Linked DNA regions of Homo sapiens: region 2 is linked to region 1. Evidence: chromatin loops called from intact Hi-C (ENCODE). Cell type or tissue: endothelial cell of umbilical vein. All regions are shown on one strand. Region 1 has its middle 170 kb from the start of MAGEB18. Region 2 overlaps LOC107985707 (a long non-coding RNA gene).

Region 1 (5,000 bases):
TTTTAGTTATTTCTTTTCTTTTGCTAGCTTTAGGTTGAGTTCTTGTTTTTCTACTTCCTCTAGATGTGATGTTAGATCATCAGTTTGAGATGTTTCTATCTTCTTTATGTGGACATATAACAATATAAACTTTTCTCTTAGCACAGTTTTTGCCATATCCCACAGGTTTTGGTATGTTGTGTGTCTATTTTCATTTTTTTTTCAGCGAATTTATTTCTCCCTTAATTTTTTTGTTTACTCAAAAGTCATTTAGGACCAAGTTGTTTAGTTTCCATGTATTTGTGTGGTTTTTTAGAATTCCTTTTGGTATTGATTTCCATTTTTGTTCACTGTGATCACAGACGATGCTTGGCATGATTTCAGATTTTTTTAATTTATTAAGACTCACTTTGTGATTGAGCATGTGTTTAATCCTAGAATATGTTCCATGTGTAGATGAGAAGAATGTACATTCTGTAGTTATTGGGTGGAGTATTCTGTAGATGTCTATCAGGTCTAATGGGTCAAGTATTGAATTTAAGACTAGAATTTCTTTGTTGGTTTCCTGCTGCAATCATCTGTCTAATGTTATCAGTAGGGTTTTGAAGTCCCCCATTACTGTCTGTTAAAGTCTTTTGTTAGGTCTAGAAGTAATTGTTTTATGGGTGCTCCAACGTTAGTTGAATATATATTTACGTAGTTAAGTCTTCTTGTTGAGTTGAACCCTTGATTATTACATAATGCCCCCTTTGTCCTTTTTTTTGTTTCTATTGTTGGTTTAAAGTCTATTTTATCTGCTATAAGATTAGTGGCCCCTCCTCTTTATTGTTTTGAATTTGTTGTGATAAATCTGTTGCCATCCATTTACTTTGAGCCTGTGGGTTCCACTACATGTGACATGGGTCTCTTGAAGACAGCAGAAGAATGAGTCTTGCTTTTTAAAATCCAATTTGCCACTCTATGTCTTTTAAGTGGAGCATTTAGGTCATTTACTTTTTAGATTAATATGGACATGTGTAGTTTTGTAACAACTTGTTAGCTAGTTGTTCTGTAGTCTCAACTATAGAGTTGCTTTTGGGCTTTGTGGGTTCTGTGCTTGCATGTGCTTTTATGATAGCAAGTACCATTATTTTGTTTCCATGTTTACAACTCCCTTAAGTATCACTTGTAAGGCTGGTCTGGTGGTGATGAATTCCCTTAGTAATTGCTTGTTTTGGAAAGATTTTATTTTCCCTTCAGTTATGAAACATAGTTTGTTAGGATATGAAATTCTTGGCTAGCATTTTTTTCTTTAAGAATGCTGAGGCTGGGCGCGGTGGCTCACTCTTGTAATCCCAAAACTTTGGGAGGCCAAAGGGTGTGGATCACGAGGTCAGGAGATTGAGACCATCCTGGCTAACACGGTGAAACCTCATCTCTACCAAAAATACAAAAAATTAGCCGGGTGTGGTGGCATGCACCTGTAGTCCCAGCTACTCGGGAGGCTGAGGCAGGAGAATCGCTTGAACCTGGAAGGCGGAGGTTGCAGTGAGCCGAGATCGTGCCACTGCACTCCAGCCTGGGCAACAGAGCAAGACACCATCTCAAAAAAAAAAAAAAAGCTGAAAATGGGCCCCCATCTCTTCTGGCTTGTAAGATTTCTGCTGATAAATCCACTGTTAGTCTGATGAATTTTCCTTTATAGGTGATATGACCCTTTTCTCTTGCTTCATTTACAGTTTTTTCTTTCGCATTGACCTTGGATAGTCTGATGACTAAGTGCTTTGAGGATCATTGTCTTATACAGTATCTCATAGGAGTTCCCCAGATTTCTTCTAGCTGTATGTCAACCCCTCTAGCAAGATTGGGAAAATTTTCCTGATTTATATCTTCAGATATGTTTTCTAAGTTGCTTATCTTCTTTTCTTCTGTCTCAGGAATGCCAATAAGTCATAGATTTGGTCACTTAATATAATCCTATATTTCTCAAAGGCTTTGTTCATTTTATTTATTCTTTTTTCTTTAGTTTTTGTGTTTTTAACTGAGGCAATTCATAGGACCAATCCTTGAGCTCTGAATTTTTTTCTTCTGCTTGGTCTAGTCATTTGTTAAGGTTTATGATCATATTTTGAATTCTTAAAGTGAATTTTTAAATTCCAGACATTCCGTGTGGTTCTTTCCTAATGTAATTATGTTGTCCTTTCAAATCTTGGGTCGTTTTTCTGGCTTCTTTGTGTTGGATTTCTCTTGGATCTTGTTGAGTTTCTTTGCCATTCATATTCTGAATTCTATATCTGTCATTTCAAACATTTGACTCTGGTTATGATACATTGCTTAGGAGTTAATGGGATCCTTTGGAGGTGATTAAACACTCTGGCTTTTTGTATTGCTGGAGTTCTTGTGCTGGTTCCTTCTTATCTCAGAGAGCTGATGCATTTTTTTTTTTAATTTGCTATTGTTAGGATGAGGCTTCTTGATGTCTTATTCTTTTCTCCCTTGGGGGTATGACTGCGGTATATAATGTGTATGATCATTTGGCTTTATTTCCGGATGCTTTCAATGTGCCAAGGCTCTGTACGGGTTCCATGGTCGAAGTTAGGTTGGTGCAGTGGCTTTCTCAGACATTGCTTGTTGCAGCAATCTAATTTCATTTGTTGGTGTAATTTAGGCTGCTTCCAGGAGATGGCGCCAGCAGGTTGAGGCAAGGCAGAGGCAATGGCGCACAAAAAACACCGTCCCCTAGGGCGCATTCACCTTCATTGTGGGTGGAGCCGCTGAAGAAGCCCTTGGAGAAGTGGACTCTTAGCCCACACTCCTTGGGTCTCCACAGGAAGAGTCGCTGCTGAGTCCATGACCGTGCACCGAGGAGGGTGTTGGGGGGGTTGAAAGAATTCCCCTTCTCCACATTCGTTCCTGCCCTTTGGTGGTGCCCCCTTCAGTGGCCAGCGCCATGTTTGCATTTCCTTTTACTCAAACTGGGCTTTGGCGGGCTGTGCTACCTGGTCCCTTAAGGATGATCCATGTTGAGGGGTAGATTTCCAGGGGAGTAGAGTCTACCTCCCTTCCACTCCTCAGAGCTAGTGGGGTACTGTCCCCCAACTGACCAAGGGAACCAGCTGGGGCATCCAGTAATGACACATACAGAATGGTTCCAGGTTGCAAAGCTGTCCCTGGTTGCAAGTCTGGCTGCCCAGGAGAAACTTCAGCTTCAGCAACTTCCATCACTCTCCAGTCCTGTGATGGGAGAGTGCTTAATTCCATCACCTACTGCTGAGGCACTCTCCACACTCACTGCTCAATTCTGGCTGTGGGGACTCTCCCCCAATTCCAGAGGAAGCACTCCAATCTCTGGCCCCAGACTACAATGCCATGTCACCAAACAGTGCCTCTGAACTCTCAAAATGTTGCCAGCTGTGGGCTTGTAACTACAGAGGGTGGGACCCCTCTCAAGCAAGCAATGTGGGCAAAAAGCTGTGGAGAGTGTGGTTTGTATCTCAGTCTGACAGCAGTGTGTTGCAGAGCAGTGGGTATTGTCCTAGATGTGCATGGGATGGCCTGGTCTCCCGCTCCCTCCTTGGCTGGGCAGTGGCTGCAGCTACATCAAAGCTTAGGCCAAAGGCAGGGTGCAGCCTAGAGTTAAACTCCCAAAATGGTACCTTGAGCCTTGGGCCAGGGAGGGTAGGATACCACCTGGGCAAGCAGCTTGAGCAAGAAGCTGTGGGGAGTGTGGTCCACTCACATCTCAGTCTCAAGAGCAGCTCCTGGCAGAGCAGCAATACTCTCCCAAGCGTGAATGAGCGAGCCTGTTTTCCCCTGTCCTTCCTTGTAGCACTGCAGTGGCTGCAGCCATGTCCATAAATCTCTGGCATCTGGGTTCTCAAAATGGCTCCCAGCTGAGGCTGCTCCAGGCTTGGATGTGTGTGGGATTCTGTATGGGTTCCCTTTCTGGAGCAACATCTCTGTGCAATCTTTATGCAGCTCCAGATGTCAGGCACAAGGCCCTTGTGGGTCAAGGGTTTCTCCCATAGCCAAGATCATAAAAGCCTGTTTCAGAGCCCTGGGTATTTCTCTCTTGCTGTTTCCCTGTGTCCAGGAGCCACTCTTAGGTCTCAGCCAGTTCCCAGCGGGGCAAGCTGCCTTGAACCCTGTCCTTATGTACTTCCAGTGCTTCCCATCTCTTCTCTGGTGAATCCAAGTGTTCTCTCCTAGACCATCTGGTCAAAATGTGTCTACTTACTATTCTGGCTCTTCTCTGTGGAGGAGGCACACGCTAGAAAACAATAGGAAAAGCTTAATGTTTTAAAAGTAACAGTTTTAGCATTTAAGATAAGCCAAACATTACCGTAATTATCTCACTTTATCCTCACACCAGCCCTATTATTAACACTGCACAGTATTATTTGGATTTTGTTGAGTAAGACACTAAAACTTAGAGAACTTAAATCGTGTGCTCGTGGTCAGTCAGATGTTAAGCTTGGCAGAGTGAGGGTTTGAATCAGGCCTGCTTGTATCCAGAACCTCCATTCTTGACTATCAGAGTACAGGTTATATGAGGCTGCTAAAGGAACATGATGAACCAAAACAGAGTCTGATGCAGCCATTGGGACTTTCAGAGAAATGGCAATGGAGAGAGTTCTTGTTTGGCCAGCTCTTCTTTGATTATTCTCTTTAACCTATGTGGATGGGGTCATAATGGATGACGTAGTCTTGCGCCTTAGTTCATTTTGTGCTGCCATAATCCCACAGACTGGATACTCTATAAATAACTGAAATTTATTGATTTACGGCTCTAGAGACTGGCTAGTCCAAGAACAAGGTACTGGTATCATGTAAGGGCTCTTGCTTCATCATTCCGTGATGGAAAATGGAAGGGCAAACAGAGTTTGAGAGAGAGAACAAGAGGAGGCCAAACTAATCCTTTTAGAAGCAACCCACTCCTATGATAATAAACCCACTCCCATGATAATGACATTAATCCGTTCATAAGAGTTGTGCCCTCATGACCCAAACACCTTTTATTAGGTCTCACCTCCCGACACTAC
Region 2 (5,000 bases), 110 kb after region 1:
ATTATACGAAAAAGACACTTGCACATCATGTTTATAGCAGCACAATTCACAATTGCAAAAATGTGGAACACACAAATGCCCATCAATCAACTAGTGGGTAAAGAAACTGTAGAATATATATACACAATGGAATACTACTCAGCCCTAAAAAGGAGTAAATTAATATTCTTTGTTAGGGAGTTTTTGGATTTCCTTTTCTTTAAGGTTGGTTACTGGTGCTTTATTTTTTTTTTCCTTTGCTGGTTTTAAGTTTCCCTAATTATTCATAATCCTGTGACCTAGCATTAGTATTTGTACATATAAAGAAGTAGGAACCTCTTCCAGTCTTTTTGCACTGGATTTGGCAGAGAAATCTTTCACAAGTCAGCCCATCCAGACATTCTGGGTGGGCCCACTGGCAGGGACTGCAGGTGAGCTTGCTGCTAGAGTCCTTGGACTGGCTTTCCTGGTGCTAAGGTCAGCAGGCATGTGGGCCTGGCTACTGTGTCCACAGGGGCTAGCCTAATGCCTTTGTCTATAGGAGCAAGCCTGGAGCCTGGGCCAACTGATGCAGGTCTGGTGCCATCATCAGCTTGGGTGAGTTTGGCACCTGCATAAATGGGGCAAGCCTAAACTATGGGTCCACAGGTATGGGCCTGGATTCTGGGTCCACAAGGGCTGGCTGTCCTGGGTCTCTGGGGTCCAATGGTTTAGGCCTGATGACTGTGTCCACAGGAAACGGCCTGGAGTTTGCATCCATAGGGATGGACCTAAAGACTGGATCCATAAGAGCTGGCCGGGGGCCACTGGGGCTGGCATAGTGCTAAGGTGGGCCTGGAGCCTGAATCTGCTGGGGCCAGCCTGGAACCTGGGGCTACAGGGGCCTGCTTATACTGGGGGATACCTGAAGCCTGGATCTTCAGTAGCGGGCTTGGAGTCTGAGACCTTGTGAGCTGGCCTGGAACTTGAGTCTGTGAGGGCTGGTCTGGTGAAGTGGTTCACTGGGGCTTGCCTGGTGCTGAGGTCTGTGGTAAAGTTGAATGCTTAATTCACTTTCCTTTCTCTGTACATAGGGTATCTCTCTCCATACTTTACTGTGCAGATGTGAGAAAGGGGTAACACATGTAATGTAAAAGTATCCTTTCTATCCTCTTCACTGCATTTTTCTTATTTCTGCATTCCTCTTAAGTGCCGTAATCTCTCACCTGGATTCCTTAGCTCTTGTGAAGGTATTTTTATGGGTGGATGATTGTTCAAATTGATGTTTTTGTAAGAGCATGAGAGCTGGAAATTCATATTTTTCTATCTTGCTGACATCAGTCTCTGAATATATTTTGCGGGTAAAACCAATAGTACTTGATGTGGAATTAGGAGAGAACAGGAGAAAATTGAAAATAGCTCTAAGGTTTAGGGCCAAAGCAATTCGAATTGACATTGGGAAGAGCCTGTTTGGTTTAGGTTGGGTGGAGGAGGTCATTAGGGAGAATGATGGAAGGTCATTAAGGACAAAGCAAGTGCATTAGCAAGGAGAAAGAAAGTTTGGAAGTGTTATATAGGAACGAGGAGTGGGCCCGCTCTAGATCCATGGTACAAACAATGAGTTTATGAAATACTAGAGCCAGTAGAGAAGGAAGCTGCAACGGAAGCAGTGCTCTCAGGGGAAAGCAAGGTTTCAGACAGAGTAATAAGATGAAGGGAACATCTTAAAGATTTAAGATATACAGATTTATGATGTGGAGTTTTGCTGATCAGAATAAAATGAGGTTCAGAGACACTAGTGGAAATATTTGTGAAAAGAGGGTTTGGGATAGATTAAGGAATGTACAGAGTCATGTGGGTATGAGAGTCAGGGAAGAGCGATAATCTTGTTGAGTAAGTGACATTACAAAATGGAGGGCATCATATAGTAGTGCCTACTGACCTAATATTTTGATAATTGATATTATGATAATGTCATTTGATTAAAATATATCATTATTATTTCAAATATAAAGTTCCAAAGAACTCTTGAAGACAAACCATGTAAAGAAGTTCAATGCTAAACATGCTAATAACAAGGCACAAACACCACCTTCAAGGAAATAACAATTTAGTTGGAGATCTAATCCAAATACATGAAAATTTGTATAAATTTAGTAATTTATAAAAATTAAAAATATAAAATTGTTATAAGCCTATATTTAAACAAGCACCAAATGTGTGACATATTTTTCAAAGTACAAGTTCAGAGGAGAGATAACTAAGTGTGGTCTCAGGTTGCCTGAGGAGGTATAATAAAAATAGTGAAAAACAACATAGTTTCAAGGGGGAAGAAGAATTCTAGGCAGACAGAAAGATAAAAATGTAAGGAACTTTGCTGAGTTTCTAGGTAGATTTTCTTCTATTTGAAACATAAATTCTATATGAATATTGAAATATTGCATTAGTATGATTATTATTGGATGATTATATTTATTTTCAAATGTATTAACCAGCTTGTCTCTACTGACATAGCAAGACATTTTTATTTTTAATTATGCTACTGACATAAAAAGAAAGCAAAGAGAGCAGACGTGTATTCCACAGGATTTAAAGATTAATCTATCCTCCATTGCACCCACTTAGTTTCAGGCAGGAAGAAACACTTGCTAATGAGTCAGATGATTACCAGCACAGAGTTTATTTAGAGGAATTCCATGTGTGAGGGTGGGCTTGGAGTGAGTACACTCAGAAGTGAAAATGCGAATGCCATTCTTTCAACATTATTAATATAAAGACATGCTGACATTGCTTTGCACAATTGATGTTTATCAATTGTTAGTGCTTTAAAGTGAAGCTTAAATCAAGATGTTCTCCTAACAGATACTAATTTTATAGGTGTTGGTAGGCTGCCCACACAGCAGAGGTATGCACGATAAAAACCAGAAATTGAAATAATGCCATGTACTTGGAAAGTCTATGACAAGAATTCTACTGCCATCAAGAGCATCTTTCCTTCATAGCAGGTTAAATGTGTCTCTAATTCAATTTGTAAAATGCTAAATCTTTGTTGGAGAAATAGCTGTACCAGCTCCCCCAAAGCACTATGAAATACTCTATCTACATCAAGCTGAAATTTATTTTACAATAACTATTTGCTTTTAGACGTAAACTAAACAATTCACTCCAACAATACATGCTATTAATTTGCTAAGAATGTTAGAGGGACACACACATACTAATAATCTGCCACAAAAAAAAGAAAGCATTTCTTCTGATTTCAGATTATAATAATTGCTTGGTTATTTTGTTTCAGTAAACAAAATACTTCAAATTTATAAGTTAATGAGTCTGTTTGCAAACACGTTATAAAATATATTTTCTAGCTTTGAATTTTTCAATTCTATGTTAAAATGCTGTTTTAATTTTTGTCTTTTCTCCAAATAGCCATCTTATCTCTTTTCAGGAAATCTGCTGATTTCAGAAATATTTAAGATACTTGTTAATCTGAAAGGGGCTCCACAGTTTAATTATATCCAATCTTAGGTAATACTCTTGTACAGCTACAGTGAAAAAATCATTAATCTTTCTAGAGTGAGTCTGACATATCCCCAAATAAAAGATTTACTTGAGGATTGTCTCCTTAAAAATCATAGTATCACAGAGTTTATAGTACCATTGCTCCAAGGTTTGTACTAAAAGGTGATTCTGAGCAATATTTACAGATGTTGACATTTATCTGATAATGTAGATTAAGATTTTTGAATTAAGTGACTGTGCCTTTCTCATAATGGTGCAAATGGTCAAATACATTAATGAACAAAACCGTTGCTTACAGCATTTTTGTTTTCTAAGTTTATAAATAAGCTATATGCTCTAGTGGAGAGAAAACAGATCCACTATCTAGAATCCAGATACCTGGGTTTGAATCTTATTTGCTGTTAGTAAAGCTAACTAACCTGAGTCTGTTTCTTTTAATCTTTAAGACAGTGACCTTAACTTATATTTCATGGTTGTTGAAAGAATTAAATGATTGCCTGTCACATATTTGGTGACATCATAACTAAAACTAATTAACTGCCTATATTGGCTCTAGCCCCATGAAAATTATTTAAATCAATTATACGATTATAAAAGGTGATAGAAGGGAAATATTCACTAATAGGTAACAGCAAGTTATCTGGGAAAATAGTTACTTCCACAGGCATAGAATCAGTATTATATGCTCTCTATTTTCCCATCCTCAACACACACATATGTGCCATCATGGTCTCCACACTACCAGAACACATGAGGCACCCATTAAAGGAAAGACTATTACACCTCCATATAGTAATTGAAAGTAGGAATTGGATGGGAAAAAGAAAGATACAAAGGCCAAGATCTAAATCTGAATAACATGAAAGTCAAGGTATAAAATAAAGGAGAACATTAGTGCAATGAATAAACAGTCATTCTAGGATTTTGACTTTAGCAATTCGAAGAGCATCTGGAAGAGGCAAAGGCAGCAGAGAGTGGATATAGGTATCTAGAGTTCAGGAATGAATTCTAGATTAGATGTATACATTAGAAGTTCAACAGCATTTAGGAACTAATTGAAGCCATGTGTGTGGATGAGATTTCTCTGCAAGAATACATAGGATGAGAAAAGGCAATGTCGAAAGATAGAATATTACCGTAGGGGCGCTTATATACAAGCATAGTCAAAGGAAAAGAAACCCACATTGGGAAATAAAATATTGGGTAGACAGATATAAGGAAAACAAATATGAGTGTTCTCACAGAAATTTGGGAAAAAGGAGAAATAAGAAATAGGAAATAAGAAAAGTGATCATTGGATTTAATGGTTTATTGGTTATTTTCTAAGAAAAGTGACAACAATTGCCACACTTGTTTGATGAATACAAAATTAGTGACTTAGAAATTGCAAAAACAGTAAGTATAGCCTATTTCATTAGGAAGTTTGGACACTATTTATTATGGGACATAGGCTCTAAATATGGTATTTTCAGAATATGTCTTAAGCAGAGGAATATTCAGTATAAAGAAAGAAAGTTGAAATG

Evidence for each region. A loop is a pair of places that touch in the nucleus more often than their neighbours do. Peaks named below come from ENCODE experiments on the same cell type or tissue, not always from the same donor. Only the 100,000 strongest peaks of a DNase experiment are listed, where the experiment ranks them.
Region 2: it touches region 1 in a loop (13-fold over the local background); 3 of 110 quality-filtered maps call a loop at or near these places.

Annotation. Positions count from the first base shown.
Region 1 is chrX:25,966,834-25,971,833 of GRCh38, reverse strand. No RefSeq gene overlaps it. Among named protein-coding and RNA genes, the nearest start is that of MAGEB18, 170 kb to the left of the region's middle. In endothelial cell of umbilical vein, a CTCF peak has its summit at 2,636 (motif pointing right); no DNase peak of the experiment used is centred here.
Region 2 is chrX:25,856,317-25,861,316 of GRCh38, reverse strand. The region is part of intron 1 of LOC107985707 (a long non-coding RNA gene); the gene reads right to left. Among named protein-coding and RNA genes, the nearest start is that of MAGEB18, 280 kb to the left of the region's middle. In endothelial cell of umbilical vein, a CTCF peak has its summit at 2,955; a DNase peak (open chromatin) is centred at 2,746; H3K27ac peaks cover 1,032 bases.